2 separate regions of the Homo sapiens genome follow, and region 1 is linked to region 2. A link is an interaction called in ENCODE POLR2A ChIA-PET data of the cell type or tissue named here. Cell type or tissue: OCI-LY7. All regions are shown on one strand. Each heading gives the region's core, and the rest is flanking DNA. Links, peaks and the distances in the headings are about the cores only.

Region 1 (2,936 bases), core at 245-2,744, 190 kb before region 2:
TTGCTATTTTTAATGAAATGTAGGAATATGCTTGAAATTAAATATATTTAAAAAGCAGGTGAATTGAGAATATGAATATAACTTACGGATTTTTATCCTTTATGCTAACAGATACTGGTTACTGTAAAGTGTATAGCTATCGTATAGCTGCTACTGTAAAACTAAAGTATATATGTATATATATAGCAAAAGACACAGGATATAGTTAATATTCAAATATATTAATGAATATGAAGACAAATAGATTTATATAAATGTTACAATATCAAGCATAGAGCACATTAATCTTATTTAAGTCACTTCAGCTATACTTTACAGAAATGGACTATATTTAAAATTTTTCCTAGGAAGAATAAAGGCGTATTGCTATTTTTAACATTAAGAATTACTTGATCAAGATTAAGAGAACAGGCAGCCTAGGCTGGTAGTGTTGGGGAGACTTATTTCTATGTGTAGCACTGAGAGCAGATATACAGCAAATGTAAGTAAATTAACTATATGAATAAAGGAATGAATGAATGAATGGTACTTAGCAAGAAAATGGTTCAGAAATAAAATGAGAGATTCATTTCCTCTCTCCTCCCTCCCTCCTCCTTCTTCCTTTCTTTTATTCCTCTGTTGATGCATTTAATATATCTTTTGAGCACCTACTGGGTGCCAGCATCATTAGGTACTTAGATTGTACACAGTGTCAAAATGTTAAATCCATTATACTTTTACTGGATCATTCAGACTCCTAATATGCCGACATATTTATTAGTTTATTAATTTCTAAACTATAAAGGGGCACATGATAGTGTTTATGTCAGTGGCATGCTGAATGGGATTGCATTCTTTTCCTTGTTCAGTTTTAGGCAGTGCATGGTTTAGTGTGTTATCTAATACAGCAGCTATCAGTGCAATTGGTCTTTATTCAACTGTCCTTTATCTCTGCAATGTTAAAAATTGTTTCTTTTGAATCGGCGTCAACAGGCTTATATTAATTATGAGAAACCAAGCAATTTTCCTGTTCTAGATAAAAGTTGCAAGAGCTTAAATTACTTTTCAGCTGGAAATAAAGCTTGCTTCATATGAAATAATATCAATAGTAGAAAAATATTAACTATAGATCTAAGATCAGGTTTACTTTTCCAAGTTTCTTTTTTAAACTCTAAGAAGTAAACTTTTAGTTGTTTTAATTCTGACAGATGATAGTTATGATAATATCACCTATGGCTATGGTAATCTCATCTTGCAAGCACAGTAATTTGCTTATAGCTGGTGAAACAGTTCTTGATTTTATATTAAATACACTTTCAGTTAAATCTTTTCAATGTAAGAACTGTACATCTATTGGCTAGATGAATTGACATTTAATCAGATATTTATCATTTTGCTATTTGTTTTTAATTTTTGAAACTCAGAGCAGATACTCAGCAAATATAATTAAATGAACTGCATGAATAAATGAATGATACTTAGCAAGAAGACTTGTGAAATAAAACAAGAGATTCTCTCTCTCCTTCCCTCCTTTCTTCTTCCCTAACAGTAGCTAGTATCTGTTAGCATAAAGGAAGAAAATACATAAATTATATTTATATTCTCATTCTAGATTCACCTGCTTTTTAAAATAAGATATTCAATTTCTCAAACCCCTGGGCTCAAACTCTGTTGCTCAAATAATCCTCCAACCTCAGCCTCCTGAGCTGGGACTACAGCCATGCTTATATTCATTTAATCTTATGCAGAGGGAATCATAGAAATGACTCTTGAACGCTACTTATGTGTTGAGTAAAGGACAGGACATTTGGGAGATTACAACTAGTTATGTTTTTGAGATTAATCTGTGTGTCTATCTATCCATCCCTTTTATCCATTTAATTTGATTTATAAAATTCATTTTTATAAATATGTGACGTTTATTCATTCTTCTGTTGATGGATATTTTAATAATTTGTAACCTATTTTTGCACTTAAAATGTTGCAGTGAACATTCTTGATATCTCCGTGAGTGCTTGTTTCTCCAGGGTTCACACATAGAAGCACAATTGTGGTTTATAGGCTATGCACTTGTTTACTTTACTAGATATTTACTAAAATTGCTCTTCTAAGTAGCAAAACCAATTGAAACTCACTCTAGTGGTTTGTGTGCATTGTCATATTTTCACATTTTTCCTAACACTTAAGTATTGTCAGAATTTTAAAAGTTTTACTGAACTGATAATGATGTTGTATCTTGTTTTCTAAATGTGTGGTCCTCTCTGATTATTAGGGTGTCTGCATATCACTTCACATGCAGTTCTTTATTTTGTATTTTATTTATTTTCCCTTATGAATAAATCATACCAACATGTGTACACACTTAGAGGATGTATACCATGTTGTATTTTGTATGTATTTAAAATTTCTGTCCTAGGTACAGATATCACATTGGATTTCTACATCTTAAAGTTTTAACTAAAGTAATTGGAATTTCTTTTTATGTGCTATAGAAATCCAAGCTCCCCACGAAGTTTCTGCACATCCCAAGGCTTGCAGTCACATAGTCACTCCTACCTCTGCTCCCTTGCTTTTAAAAAATTTGCTGTTGTCTGCCTCTTTCCTGTCATATTAGCTGTATATGATTTTTTTCTCAATTTCCAGTTCCCAAAACACACACACATTATATACATGCAACCCACTCATGATGTATGTGTAAAATAACTTTTATGAAATGATGATTATAGAGGAAGACAAAGTCTAAAGACCACATACTTTCAATAATTTCAAATTGAATGTTGATTTCTATTTTTGCAAGTCTTTTTCAGCCCTCCAACATCAATCCATGAAGCCGCCATTCTCAGCTCATTCTCTCTGGCCCAGAGATCTCCCATTCTTGTGTGATACTCTCCTCTCCTCCCCAGATAGTGAGATAATGTATCTTCCAGTCTCTTACATTTATTATATAAGCAGAGAAA
Region 2 (2,936 bases), core at 93-2,592:
TTTTTTTAACATTTAAGGAAATGTGTTTTTACTGTTTGTTGTTATATGTAAAATTTACAATGAAATAAATTTTGTGTTATGGTTATCAGTATAATTTATACATCAGAAAATTAAATATGATTATACTATATATATAGTTATCTACATTTAGATACCTATCCAAAATTGTTATGATTTTAAATAATTAAGAATATAAATTATATTTTTTAAATGACAAAATGAAATAAAGAACTGCAAATTCTTGATCTAACATAATGGTTTAATGGCTTTATTTTCTTCAGTCAATAAAATATTTAATGAGCACATACTGTTAGCCCAGCAAGCAGGTAGGTAATCTGATACATAAAAGACATAGAAAGGTTGATTCTACCTTAAATATATGCTTCTGGTATAGCATATAAAAAGTCCCAAATCTACTCTACAAGACAACATGATCTAGGTGTTTGGGAAAGGATATAAATGTGATCAGAAACAAGACTTCAAAGAGGTATAGAATTCATGAGAATGTGTGCATGTGTCTGTCACAGAGCATGGGTGGATGTATGTAAAAGTGGAGAAGAATTAGGAAGCTTCTGTAATTCAAGTTATCAGTCATCATCAGACACTTTGAAAATATTAACTTTATTTTAATCTTTTATAACATCCATAAAATCATTATTATCCATTAAAAATAAGATATTAAAACAAGGTAATGAAATAAAATATTTATAAGAGAAACAACTTGCTAAGGATAATATATATATGCGTGTGTGTGTGTGTGTGTGTGTGTGTGTGTGTGTGTGTGTGTGAAATACATACCTATGGCATTCATTCATGTAATATTTAAGGGCTTACCCTGTTTTTTTTGTGCAGGGTATACATGTGGCAAACATTAATAAATATAATGTGCACCTCTGTATAAATCAGCCATGAAAGATGCTGATTGCTTCATGGAAAAAGTGCATGGTGAAGTTCTATAGGTTAGCACTGTCATCGACAGCAGGTTTCACATTCCACGCTTGACCCTGTTATTAAACCGATGTTTCTTGTCGTTATTTAAAACAAAAAGTTATCTCTGAATGTTTTATTTAATAGAACCTTTTAGATTTACATTCTATGTGTAGTAGTGATGGCAATGGCCTTGCAGACCTCCAACTCCAGCAAGCTGACCTGACTGAGGGCCCAGGCCCAGAGCTCTGACATCATTTCTGCATTCCTCCTGAGGCCACACCTTTCCGTGCTGCCCCCTGTCGGGCATCTGTGATGTGGCAGGGATGCTAAGTCTGGCCTGTTCCTAGGAAAAACGGGACTTCCATGACTACTGACTTTGGCTCCAGGCTGCCCTTACAGTTTTGCTGAATCTTCTTTAGACTACACAGCAGACTAGAACCTTTCCTCTAACCCTCCCTTCCTCTCTCCTGCAGCCTGGGTCATGCCTGTAGCATGGTCTGAAAGCTCTGCCAGCATTTCCTGGCTCCCTCTCAATTTTCTTTCATTGGCACATCCCCTAATAACATTCTTGCAAATTAGTCATTCCCATCTTGGCATCTGTTTCCTAGAGGACTCTTTCTAACACACTGTATAAGGGACTATACAACTATCCTCTAAAGAAACATATACACTTAAGTAAATTTGAGGCCAATAATGAGAGCCTGTAATCCTGTTCTCTGATTGCAGAGTCAGTCATGAAATTTGAAAGGTAATTGCTGCTGCTGCTAAAGGAGCCTCCTCTGTGTTGCTTTCTTTAAATTGTTACTCACTCAGTGGTGATCCCTTTTTCTTAGAACTTCTTAATAAGATTATATACTAGTGTTGTATGCTAGTATGAAAAATACTTTAGCATACACAGTGCTATCCTGATTCCAGGATGCTTCCCTTTAGCCTTTTCATTCATTTATCAAACATTTATTACAAATTGATTTTATGTCAGGCATGATCCTAGACACTGGAGCACATGTGCAATGTGTTGGGCATAAAGATTTATTGGAAGAGTGGCACTGTTTATCTTTCCATGAAAAGCAAAATGATACTGTTTTTAATTGTATTAAGACAGGTTTTTTTTTTCCTGGAGTGGAGAAGTGAATTAAGTGCCATTTAAAAACTAAAGTAAAATATGAGATTGTCACTCTTACATCTTAAACAACAGAAAATTCAGCTGTATTTTTTGATATATATAAATTGATTCTTCTTGAAACAATGATCCATAAGGCCTTTTAAGTTTCAGATTACTTTTATTATTTTATTTTATAACATATTTATTGTAAAAAGTAGAAAGTATAGGCTCACAGAAACAAAAAAATTAGTAAATTTTCTATAACTCTGGCATCCAGAAATAGTTACTGTTAACTTTTTACTGTATAGTCTTACAGATTTTTTTGCCATAAAACATACATACACATGCATGCACACACACACGTACACTCAGATATATTACCACCATTGATTTTCTCATAAATTTATTGAGCATCTTTCCTGTGCCAGGCATTGTGTGTGAGGACTGTGGAGACAGAGCAAAAGGAAAACATCCTTCCCACTATGAGAATCAGTACAACTTGAGAATCAGTACAGTGCGGTATCAAGAGTGTGGACTCTGAATATGGGATGGCTGTGTCCCCACCCAAATCTCATCTTGAATTGTAGTTCCCATAATCCCCATGTGTCATGGGAGGGACCCAGTGGGAGGTAATCAAATAATGGGAGCGGTTACCCCCATGCCGCTGTTCTCATGGTAGTGAGTGAGTTCTCATGAGATTTGATGGTTTCATAAGGGGCTTTTCACCCTTTGCTTGGCACTTATCCTTCCTGCCACCGTGTGAAGAAGGACCTGTTTGCTTTCCCTTCTTCCATGGTTTTAAGTTTCCTGAGACCTCCCCAGCGCTGTGGAACTGTGAATCAACTAAACCCCTTTGCTTTATAAATTATCCAGTCTCAGGCAGTTCCTTATAGCAGTGTGAGAA

Evidence for each region. Peaks named below come from ENCODE experiments on the same cell type or tissue, not always from the same donor. Only the 100,000 strongest peaks of a DNase experiment are listed, where the experiment ranks them.
Region 1: POLR2A ChIA-PET joins it to region 2 with 5 read pairs; 3 of 35 experiments call an interaction of 5 or more read pairs at or near these places.

The regions. Positions count from the first base shown.
Region 1 is chr13:91,453,203-91,456,138 of GRCh38, forward strand. The region is part of intron 2 of GPC5 (glypican 5); the gene reads left to right. Among named protein-coding and RNA genes, the nearest start is that of GPC5, 56 kb to the left of the region's middle. In OCI-LY7, for the core only: no CTCF peak of the experiment used is centred there; no DNase peak of the experiment used is centred there.
Region 2 is chr13:91,646,326-91,649,261 of GRCh38, forward strand. All of the region lies in intron 2 of GPC5 (glypican 5), which reads left to right. Among named protein-coding and RNA genes, the nearest start is that of GPC5, 250 kb to the left of the region's middle. In OCI-LY7, for the core only: no CTCF peak of the experiment used is centred there; a DNase peak (open chromatin) is centred at 1,216.